3 separate regions of the Homo sapiens genome follow, and regions 1 and 2 are each linked to region 3. The links are chromatin loops, found by intact Hi-C in ENCODE. Cell type or tissue: endothelial cell of umbilical vein. All regions are shown on one strand. Links, peaks and the distances in the headings refer to the core of each region. The heading gives the core; the rest is flanking DNA.

Region 1 (2,500 bases), core at 1-2,500, 65 kb after region 3:
ATTCGTTCGGTCTCCATTGTTCCTTTCTGCTTTAGAAATTTATGATATTGGTTGTTTATACCTTCTATCTCTGTTCTTGGATCTCTTCTATTCTTTACAGCTCTTAGCTTGCTATTTCCCATGTCTTATGAGGGAGTATTTCTAGTTTTTCTCAGATGTTTAGCAAAAGTAGGTGGGGAGGGCAGTGGTCAAAGATGTTTGAGAAATGTTACACACTGGAGTCACTCTGTGTGTACATTTAACGTAGGCAGTTTACACAAGAGAGCAAAAGAAAGGTAACTATTTAAATAGTGGAGGTGATTTTACCTACTTTTTTTAGTGATATATGCACTGGAGTGAGCATGCAATGAGAGACCGGAATCTACCAGCTCCTTCGAAAGCCTTGGGTTCTCTGTGCCTCTCATTGTGGTTTATCTCAATTGGGCTGAGAGTGATTCTAGGATCTAAAGACACTGCATGACTCAAACATAAGTCAGCTACCTCCATCTAGTGCTCAACCAAAGAAATAGTGGTCTCTTACTGTTAAGGGACGAAGTGGTTTAGTGAGAGATACCAGGTCATTTTCCCATATACATGCTTTGGAAGCATCTTTCAAGGCTAATTTTGGCTGTATATGATTTTCAATTCCTGTGCTAAATTTAGATTCTAGCTGCCATTTAAGATAGGACTCTGTGGTGTATATACCTATTCCCTCACAGAAATTCAGAAAGTACATAGTTTCATACATAATAAAGACATATTAAAGAAGCACTTGAGCTAAAGTATCTGTTTAACTTTGTAGTCAACTGCTGCTTATTGTCTCTACAGGAAAGCTGGTTGAGCAGAGGAAGCACATTGATGCGGCCATGGTTTTGGAAGAGTGTGCCCAGGTAAACTCAATTCCTCCCTTCTAAACCCCCCAGTCAGCAAGAAAGGTCTTCTCAATTGTATCTTAGTGATCATGAAAGTTAAAGGAACTGTGCATAATTGTTAAGTCCAGAGATAGTGTTTGCCCCAGAGGTCTTATCTTGCTGGCTTGACTTGGAAATCTAAATTTAGTACATCTCTAAGTTTGGTGAGGTAGAATATGAAGGTGCTCTACTTTAACATACCACTGGTTTGACCTTGGTAGAAAGTACTTAATTACATCTCAAGGTAGCTGTGCTTTTTAAAATTGAGTTTGCCAAAGTAGAAACAATGAGAAAGGACCATTATAAAACAGGATCATTGAAGGCTACATACTCTTGGCTTTTACTCTCATTCTCCCTATTGGAAATGTCTCTTTTACCTCAGGGACCTGGAGGTACAGCAGATTATAAGGATAAGTACCCATATGAGCATTTGGTAGTATTATAGGATTTATTATGAAAATAATAAAACTGCAGTAACACTGGCCACAGACTAACAGTACACAGGTGCACAGTTGACACCAGGGATTATTGCCTTGTAGAGTTTTGACCTTTGATGAGAGAGTGTTTTTTACAGTTGTTACTGATAGCACATTTATGTAACTTAATTGTGCTTTAAAAATATTTAATTGTCTCTTGTGTAATAACAGTAAGTGAAAGACGATAACTAAAATTTTATATAATTAGATCCTGGAGAGAATATTTGTTGGGTGATTGAATTGAAAATACCAGTGAATGAAACATACCTAAAAGGGTAGATAGGTTGGGTTGGAAAGATATACCACATCGAGGGTTAATTAAATGGATAAGATGTCATTATCTTTTTTTCTTTGTAAAGGAAGATTAATGCATAAAATTATTTTGTGTAATTTACATACAATAAAATTATGTGTTGTACAGTTGTATAATTTACATATAATAAAGCTAATTCACCAATTTTAGATGAAGAATTCAGTACATTTGGACATATGTTTGTAGCTGTGTAACCACCATTGCACTCATGATCTAGAACATTTCTAACACCCCCAAAAGTTCCCTACTTCCCCTTTTGCAGTCAGCCTTCTCCCTCCACTGCCAGCCTTTGGCAAACTGATCAGTCAGTAAAGTTTCACATTATCTAGAATTTCATATAAACAGAACCATATGGTATGTAGTCTTTTTAATCTGGCTCCTTTCACTCACATAGTGCATTGGAGATGCATCCATGTTGTAGTTTATTCCTTTGTATTGCTGAATAGTATCCCATTATATGTATATGTCAGAATTTGTTGATTTACCAGTTGATGTACATTTGGATTGTTTTCAGTTTGGGGTTATTATGAATAACGCAGCCATGAACATTCTAGTGCAGGTCTTTATGGGGACAGGAGTAGGAATGCCACATCCCGTGGTAAGTGGATGTTTAACTTTTTAGGAAGCTGCAGAACTAATCTGCAGTGGCCGTATCATTTTGCATTCCCCTCAGTGATATGTGAGAGTGCTTCAGTGACTCCTATACTCACCAACACTGGGTGTATTACTGTGACACTAGATGTATTATCTATTGCTACGTAACAACTTACCTTAAAAGCTGGCAGCTTAAAACAACAGACCCTATTATCCCACTTTTTCAA
Region 2 (2,500 bases), core at 1-2,500, 100 kb after region 3:
TATAAATGCATAAGCTCAGTGCAAATAAAGAGAATGGTAGGGGAACTACAGGGACTAGAGATTTCTACCTGATTCTGGAAGAAAGAGAGTGGAGGTGGGAACCAAGGAAAGAAGCAAGGGTAGGAATTTCCTGTCCTGCAGAATGGGCAGGAATTTGCAACTTGGAAATGCCAGACAGGAAAGACATAGCAGTGAAGCATGTGAGAGTGGGAACGGGCTGAGGAGGGGTGGTGCCCGTGGTCTCTATCTGAAGAATTGTGGCTTTCCATGCTCACAGGTAGAGAGAGGGGTAAGAACACTGGCTGCCTCTACAGGTATGTTTCTTAGGAAGAAAGAAGTTGAATTCTCTCTCTAAAAGTGGTGCTGGTATAGAAAAAGGAGGAGGGAAGCATGTGAAGAACAGACAAGGAGCCTCACCTGCACCCCCTTGTCCCTTCTCCAGACCAGGAATCACACTTGGGACTAGCTCATATTCCCGAGGTAGAATAGTTGATGCCTCCAACTTTCCTGTTATCACTTTCCACAACTCCTGGTTTCTGCATGGGCATCGGACGTGGCCCAGGACTGACTTCCCTTCCAGCACCGAGGGCAGAGCATGTGATTTAGGCTCAGCCAGTCGGAGCATCCATCTCCTTGGCCATAATGATTGGTTCTGGGTGAACATGCGATCTCAGTAGAGTGAGTCCTGGAGAGTGAATCCTACGCTTTTTGCTTGGAAGCTTGATGTGAAGTTGAGGGGTGTGTCCTAGCACTGCTGTGGCATTTATGACTAGGAAAGAAGCCAGCTTGAAGCTGACCCACCAAGGATTGTGGAGCTCAGAGAAACAAAGCTGGTGCCCTGGGGACGAAGTGAACCTCTGAATCAAACCATGCCTAGAGTTTGAACCCACTCCCAGGTATTTCAGTTCTGTGAGCCATGCATTCAACTTCATCATTCATGTGCCTTAGGGTTGTGTGTCTGTTACTTGCAACTGAGAGCATTCTAGCTGCGTCAATTTCCTTCTCAACAACAGCATTCCTCTGGAGCAGGTTTGCATGGAGAAGAGACTGGGGTTGGAGAGGCCTCTTTTAATTGAAATATTAAGACCAACAATTCATTTTTTCCTTACGAAGAAACTACATAAGAATAATTTTTATCAAGGTACCAGAGGATATCAGATAACATACTACACTGAAGGCAGAGACCAAAGAGTGTCTGTTGACTGCTATCTTATATATTCACTTCTTAGATATTTGTCCCTAAGGCTAGACTCAGAGCTTCTTGAGGGCAGGAACTGTGCTTCCCTCATTTTAGTTTTCTCAGAGTCTGGTGCAGAGCATGGCACAGAGTTGGTGCTTAGTACATGCCAAATGAACTCATTTATTCCCAGTCTGTGAGGTGGACATTACAGTATTTCCCCCCATTTTACAGGTGAGGACACTGAGGCTTGGAAAGGTTAGGAGTCTTGTGCAAGGTCACCCATCTGGTAAACCAAAGTCTTGTGCTAAATCGAAGTTTTGAGATTCCACAATGCCTTTTTGCCCTTGTCTCCTACTTTTCTGAAAATTATCAATCTCTTTTCCAAGAAGAAAAATTTACATATAAAAATTGCTTTCAAATCATGTACAACAAATTTGATGTAATTTCATAGTCATTATCCTGAGGTTTCAAAGTTAAAAATGCCAATCTTTTAGCAAAGAAGAGATTTGTCTTGCTGGAACCTTCCAGAGACATAAGCATTAGAGTGACATCAAGTGGTGAAGTCCTACCACTTCCACATGGCAAGAGGCTTGTTTTCCTCACTGTCCAGGCAGTCTGATCTCTCTCCCTCAAATGTTTGTTACTAAGTTTGCTGTAAGAGTTATTTGCCCAAGGTCTTTTTCTTTTTCTTTTCTCTTTTTTTTTTCTTTTGAGATGGAGTTTCGCTCTTGTCGCCCAGGATGGAGTGTGATGGTGCAGTCTCAGCTCATACAACCTCCGCCTCCCTGGTTCAAGCAATTCTCCTGCCTCAGCCTCCTGAGTAGCTGGGATTACAGGCACCCACCATGCCCAGCTAATTTTTGTATTTTTAGAAGAGATGGGGTTTCACCATGTTGGCCAGGCTGGTCTTGAACTCCTGACCTCAGGTGATCTGCCCGCCTTGGCCTCCAAAATTTCTGGGGTTACAGGCATGGGCCACTGCGCCTGGCCCCAAGGTCTTTCTAAGAAATTAACTTTATAGCCCAGGCACAGTGGCTCACGCCTGTAATCCCAGCCACGTGGAACTCTAAGTCCAGTTAAACCTCTTTCCTATGTAAATTGTCCAGTCTCAGATATGTCTTTATCAGCAGCATGAAAACGGACTAATACAGTAAATTGCTGAAAAGATACCCAAAAATGTGGAAGCAACTTCAGAACTCGGTAACAGGCAGAGATTGGAACAGTTTGGAGGGCTCAGAAGAAGACAGGAAAATGTGGGAAAGTTTGGGACTTCCTAGAGACTTGTTAAGTGGCTTTGCCCAAAATGCTGATAGCAATACG
Region 3 (6,565 bases), core at 3,307-5,806:
CAACTTGTTTGGTTTCTGTTGGAACTGGGGGAAAGAGGAAGAATCTTACCTGCATAGTATGTGGAGGAGGCCTATCTGAAAAAATGATCAATTTTGCAATTATCCTCAAATTCGTATAAATCATGCAGAGTCTAACTAAAGGATGGGAATAGGAAGCAAAACAAAGTATCTGTAAGAGGACCAGAGGGATTAGAACTATCAAGTGATAAATACTACTAGGTGGATGAAAATAGTAGCAAATCAGGTTACATAAAAGCTTTCTTTTCATTGGATTTATTTCTCAATGCATTTATTTATACATTCTACTTGCTTTAACTCTGTGGTATCTTAGAGATATAAGAGATACCGAAACAGTTGGTTTTGCCCCAACTTGTGGAGAGTAAATATGAACATTTTAGGGCCATGGGCACTATAGATGATTACTAAGTTAGATAATACAAGATTACTCCTGTAGCTGATGACATTTAAGTAATGATAGTGCCCTTTCAAAATTCAAAATTCTTTTTTCTTTATTATTTATTTATTTTTAGTACTTTCCCACTTTGTTTTTTTTTTTTTTTTTTTTTGAGACAGTCTTGCTCTATCACCCAGGCTGAAACAAAACAAAACAAAAAACAGAAAAAAGAACAGACTACAGGCATGCACCACTACGCCTGGCTAATTTTTGTATTTTTAGTAGAGATGGGGTGTCACCATTTTGGCCAGGCTGGTCTTGAATTCCTGACCTTGGGTGATCCACTTGCCTTAGCCTCCCAAAGTGCCAAGATTACAGGCATGAGCCACCATGCCCGGGTTCCTACTTCTGTTTAATGTGCCCTTTATAATATGCTAAGAGCACTTTTTAAAGGATATTATGGACAGGATTCAGACTTTGAATTAAGATAGATGGTGAATTTTGAAATTCTGAGTGACCGGAAGACTATCTTCTGTTAATATTGCAACTAAATCGAGCACTTTTCACATCAGAGCTTAGAGCCAAGGCATGAAAATAGCCTCTTCCTTTTTAAGTTTTTTCCCCTCACCATTCTGAAATCAGAAAGCCATTAATTAATAAAATTCCCTTACAATTTTGACATTACAAGGAAATGATTTGAATCATAAAGCTATTCCCAAGTACCATTAACTCACTCTTAGTAACAGTTCTTCTTCTAGATCAGCACTGTCCAAGAGAAACAGAACGTGACACACATATATAATTTGAAATTTCCTAGGCTAGGCACAGTGGCTCATGCCTGTAATTTCAGCACTTTGGCAGGCCAAGGCGGGAAGATCACTTGAGCCCAAGGAGTTTGAGACCATCCTGGGCAACACAGTGAGACCTCATCTCTTAAAAAAAATACAAATAAATTAGCTGGTGTCACATGCCTGTGGTCCCAGCTACTCAGGAGGTGGAAGGTGGGAGGACCACCGGAGCCCAGGAGGTTGAGGCTGCAGTAAGCCTGTGATCTCCACCACTACACTCCAGCCTGGGTGACAGAGCAAGACCCTGTCTCAAAAAAAAAAAAAAAAAAAATTCTAACAGGCACAAGAAAAATTAAAAAGAAACATGAAATTTGTTTTAATAATTTTTAACCCAAATATCCAAAATACCATGTAAACATATAATCAATATTTTAGTATATAATCAATATTTTAAATTAATATATTTTATATATTTTTTCTCCCTTTGTACTACATCTTCAAAATCTGTTATGTATTAAACACTTGTAAGTGTTTAATACACTTACACATCTCAGTACAGACTAGCACATCTCAGTACAGACTAGATGTACACATCTCAGTACAGACTAGCCACATTTCAAGTGCTAAGTAGTCACATGTGGCTAGTAGGTTTCATATTTAATAGTACAGTTCTAGATGAAATTTTAAATATTTGTATAAGCCATTCTGAGACAAACAGGTTTGCCCATTTCCTGTAATAGTCATTCTATGAGAAAAGGTATGATTTAGTGCTCTTATATTATGTTTACTTTTATTAGTTTGGACCATATGAAATTTCAAAATGGTTGAATACCAGCAATTTCATATGGTTCAAACTATTCTATTATAGCTGAATATACTTGTTTTCCTTGAAGAAGAAATTTTTCTTCAAGAAGCAATTACTGCTTAGGTCTTGAATTTTTACCTCAGATGTCACAAACCAGCATTTATAAAAAGTCTATTATTCATTGTAATCTGACTGTATACATGACCTGGAAGTTGTAAAGATGATAGATGGGGCAGGGATGATGTGGGCATTGCCCGTCTCCTTCCTTTCCTCGTTATCATGCTTCATGTGACGTGTCAATTCACAGTCAAAAAACCTCCTGTTATTTGCTTTATTTCATCTTCCTATCTTGTACAGAGGGTTTTCTTCTTCCCTGACTGAGAGAATACATTATGAGGTTAGTTGTAAATTATTTGGTCTGGTACTTGCAGAAATGGAAGAAGCGCTGATACTGGTACTGATAAAAGAGGAATCAGGTTTCATTAGAGGCAAACTGCTGTAAAAGGAGCACTCTGTGAATGAAGCTGATTGCAAGTGGCAGTAAATGTCAGTGGGACATTTGCCTTTCTCCCTTAATGTTGGGAGAGGTGGAGATTGACCAGCATAGGTACCTTAGACATGCAGCTGTTGAAAGTCTTCATGTTCACCAGCCAAATTACAATTTTATTTCTGAATTTTATGTAATGAATAGACTGTTATCAAAACTAATGTACTAACATTCCTGTTTGTTTAATTAATACTTTAAAAGTTAACTATGAATAATAGAAAAATATATTAATAGAAAAAATTTTTTAAGTTATATGTGTTATTTGTAGGAGAGAAGTATGGCTACCTTTCACTTCCAAAGCCAATGGTAAGTAGAAGAATTATGTACATTGCAGAATGTTTTTATTCAGAATTCAAATTATGCTCTTGTTGCCTGTTGCTGCTCCCCTCTACCACAAATAATTGACATGACAGAAAAAAGTTAGGATATTAATGTTGACTTCAGAGTTGTTATTCTGGGTAGCAATCTAGTTGTGGCTTACACTCTGAATATTTGTTTTAGGTTTGGGGGTTTGAGAGAATAGGTAACATAATTTGTGATTAATAAAAAGCCATATCCCAGTAATAGCATCATAAAAATAAATAAATAAGCCATATCTGAAGTCAGAAGTTGTTTTGTTCTTCCAATCTTGGATCTACTTTGAGAAGTCATGTTGGAATCACTTTCAGCAAACTAAGGACTTTCATATGCTTTCTACCTAGATGAAAACATGTCACATGTCATACTTATGGGAAAGAGATACAGAGTGGTATATTAACCAAGTAGTGGTCCCAAGATCCCTTTTGGGGGACAAAAATATTGGAAATTGTGGGCTGGGCACGGTGTCTTATGCCTGTAATCCCAGCACTTTGGGAGGCCGAGGTGGGTGGATTACCTGAGGTCAAGAGTTTGAGACCAGCCTGGCCAACATGGTGAAACCGTGTCTCTACTAAAAATACAAAAACAAAACAACAACAACAAAAAAAATTAGCCAGGCGTGGTGGCAGAGGCCTGTAATCCCAGCTACTCGGGAGGGTGAGTCAGGAGAATTGCTTGAGCCTGGGAGATGGAGGTTGCAGTGAGCCAAGATCGTGCCACTGCACTCCAGCCTGGCCAACAGAGTAAGACTGTCTCAAAAAAAAAAAAAATAAAATTACTGATGATTATCAATAGTAACAGTGTGGTGAAGAACAACAGATGGTGAGTATCAGAAGAGAGAACTTGCAATGAAGAGAGATATTAAAGTCTTAAGTCTGGAATTTTAGAAATGATAGTGGGAATGCTTGATGGTGTAGGGGAAGAACAAATGATAAATCAAATCCCCAAATCAAAAAATGGTCCAAACTTAATTAGTGTACTTTTTGAAAAGGGACTGGCATTTAATACTGAAATACAACATTAGGAACTGAATGTAGCTGGTGTAAAAGCGATCATGATACTGCAAATTAATTCTGTGACTTAAAAAAAACAGTTTTTGTGCCTTAAGCTATTGTCAGAACAGTTTGAAAGTACAAATAGCAATTTGTCTATTTTTGTTATTTTAAGATAACCCTAACAGATGGTTTTATAGCTAATATCCTACTGGGTTTAAGCAAGTAAGGATAGACTCACTGTTTTTGTAAGTGCTATAATTTAGGGCTACTACAAAATAATTTTTTGAGAATTAGAAAAGGCATCACAAAGCTTTTAACAGGTTGAATGGAACAAAGATTTTATTCAACTGAATAGTATTTTTTATCTTTAGTAACAAATCATTTCAGAGTCATGAACCATTTTCTTAGTTGAGGGATAGCATAGCTAATTATATTCCTAGAAAATTATAGTTCTCTCTTTTAGGAAGTGAAGTTGGAGTCTGGTGCTATTTATATTTAGGGGACTGACGTCTTTTAGCTTTATATAACTGAAACGAATGAATCTGACTGCATTCCAAAATAGTGTCCACTAGATGGCAAGCTTGGTTACATTATTAAGATGGTTTATTTACCTTTTCAGGCAATTCCATTTCAGTCGTCATTAAACTTTAATAATCATCATCATTAGTAAAAGTAAAAATAAAAATCATGAAAATGCAACTATATTTAAAAGAATAATATAAAGTATAAAATTCTGAATAAAACTAAACCTAAAAACCTTGAGGGTGTTCCTTACTTTCTTAAATGTTTTATCAGTTGCCTTATAGTCAACTAGACCAAGGATGGAGATAAAGATGATGTGACCATTCAAGGAGGAGCCAGAGAGATCATTGGTCATATTTGTTTATTCTCTCTCTCTCTGTCTTTGTCTCTTTCTCTCTGTGTGTGTGCATGTGTGTGTAACAAGAGTTCCTTTATTTTTATTTTCTGTCCTTCAACTTCACCTGTTTCTTTAATAGTAAACATCATTAGAAAATCTCAAAAGGGCTATGTTCCATGAGCAGATCTAAACTCCACGAGGCTGTTTTGTTCTGTGGTGAAACTGGTGACAGAATAGTTGGTCAGAAGTAAAAAGTCATGGTAATAAGGGAAATAAAAATATATGTATGAGAAGATCTTTTTCCTTAAAGTATTAGTGATGATTTTCCTTCCTAAGCTAAGTGTACACATGAGTGTTTTGTTTTATTGTAATTTATACTGTGTGTGCAGGTATGTGAATCCATACCCAATGTGTGTTTGTGAGTGTGTATGACTTAAATATATGTTTCCATTGTAAAAAGTTGGCCCCCTTTTCTCTACAAACCCTAGCTGTTCTGGGACTCCTGCCTCTACCATGGGAGCTTTCACCAGATCTCAGAGTTGGAGGAATCCCCTCTGTGGGCTATCATCTCCAGAGAACTTCGGAATATATTTTTCAAAGAAATGTTGCTATTGGTGGTGGTGTGATTTGTCCTGGTACTCTATTCTTCAAGTATACAGGCATCAGTGGACTAGCCTGGTCTAACTAGGATGGAATATTTTCTCCCCTTCTAGGGAAAATACACTCTGAGTTCCAGATAGTTTACATGAAAACAAACTTTCTCTTTCAAAAATAGGGAACCATTGAACATTGGTTCACATATTAAATTCAGAATCCTAAGTATAATCTCTTTATAACTTGGGATATGAGATTAGCAGTTGTGATATCTATGAAGCTAGAGAGTTGAAATTTAGCCTTCCAAGAGCAAATTAGTTAAAGGAATTGAATTCTGGAGTCATAACATAAGGAATGTATAGAAAACTACATATAGTGGCTAATTTTAATATATCATTTCATAAGAATAATTCAAGCATTATAAGAATCTTGTTGAACAGAGAAGCCAGGGAGGTTTGGGGGACATAATAATTGGACTCCAGGAATACTGCAGAAGTTGTCTTGAGTCCCTGGAAGCCCTTGTGAAAAGAGGAGAGCAGCTGTAAGCACAGAGGCCACAGAGCAGGGAAGGCACTGACTTGCTTTCTCTGGCTCCAGATTTCAAACTAACAACCTATTCAAAGCTGAACTCACTTACTAGTAGAGTACTTGCAATTGGTAAAATATTCAGTCATTACATACTGAATATTTTAAACTTTTGTTACAAGTACTTTGTTATGCTTTGTATTACTATTGTATTTCCTTACAGTTTAATGTACTGCTTTTTAAGATAATCTTAATCTTTTTATTGTCACAGAAGAATAATGCAAACCTGAAATCATTAAAGCCAGACAAGCCTGACTCTGAGGTAAGACCAATTCCTACATCTAATCTTCCTTTAACATGAATAGTGATAAAGTCGTTGTGATTAAAACGTCTGTTTCATAGGAGCAAGCCAAGATAGCAAAGCTTGGACTTAAGCTGGGTTTGCTCACCTCTGACGCTGACTGCGAAATTGAGAAGTGGGAAGATCAGGAGAATGAGATTGTTCAATATGGACGGAACATGTCCAGTATGGCCTATTCTCTGTATTTATTTACTAGGTAAATGTAGTTGTATTTTTATTTTTTAAATCAGTATAATGATATCTGGTGTAAAGAAAAAAGTTCCATGTTAAATCATTGACAGGTTAAAGTCGGTATCAAATATATGGTAAAAAGACTAAAAGTAGTTACTATGACAATTTA

What was found. A loop is a pair of places that touch in the nucleus more often than their neighbours do. Peaks named below come from ENCODE experiments on the same cell type or tissue, not always from the same donor. Only the 100,000 strongest peaks of a DNase experiment are listed, where the experiment ranks them.
Region 1: a loop joins it to region 3, with 5 times the contacts of the local background. A loop is called at or near these places in 9 of 110 quality-filtered maps.
Region 2: a loop joins it to region 3, with 8 times the contacts of the local background. A loop is called at or near these places in 9 of 110 quality-filtered maps.

What each region holds. Positions count from the first base shown.
Region 1 is chr9:108,887,701-108,890,200 of GRCh38, reverse strand. It overlaps ELP1 (elongator acetyltransferase complex subunit 1), which reads left to right. Exons shown (of 37, transcript NM_003640.5): 29 at 808-869. Among named protein-coding and RNA genes, the nearest start is that of ACTL7A, 27 kb to the right of the region's middle. In endothelial cell of umbilical vein, for the core only: no CTCF peak of the experiment used is centred there; no DNase peak of the experiment used is centred there.
Region 2 is chr9:108,849,718-108,852,217 of GRCh38, reverse strand. No RefSeq gene overlaps it. Among named protein-coding and RNA genes, the nearest start is that of ACTL7B, 5.0 kb to the left of the region's middle. In endothelial cell of umbilical vein, for the core only: no CTCF peak of the experiment used is centred there; no DNase peak of the experiment used is centred there; H3K27me3 peaks cover 192 bases.
Region 3 is chr9:108,952,065-108,958,629 of GRCh38, reverse strand. It overlaps CTNNAL1 (catenin alpha like 1), which reads left to right. Exons shown (of 19, transcript NM_003798.4): 12 at 2,803-2,840; 13 at 6,136-6,186; 14 at 6,267-6,421. Among named protein-coding and RNA genes, the nearest start is that of ABITRAM, 21 kb to the right of the region's middle. RefSeq lists an enhancer at 5,755-6,565. In endothelial cell of umbilical vein, for the core only: no CTCF peak of the experiment used is centred there; a DNase peak (open chromatin) is centred at 4,439.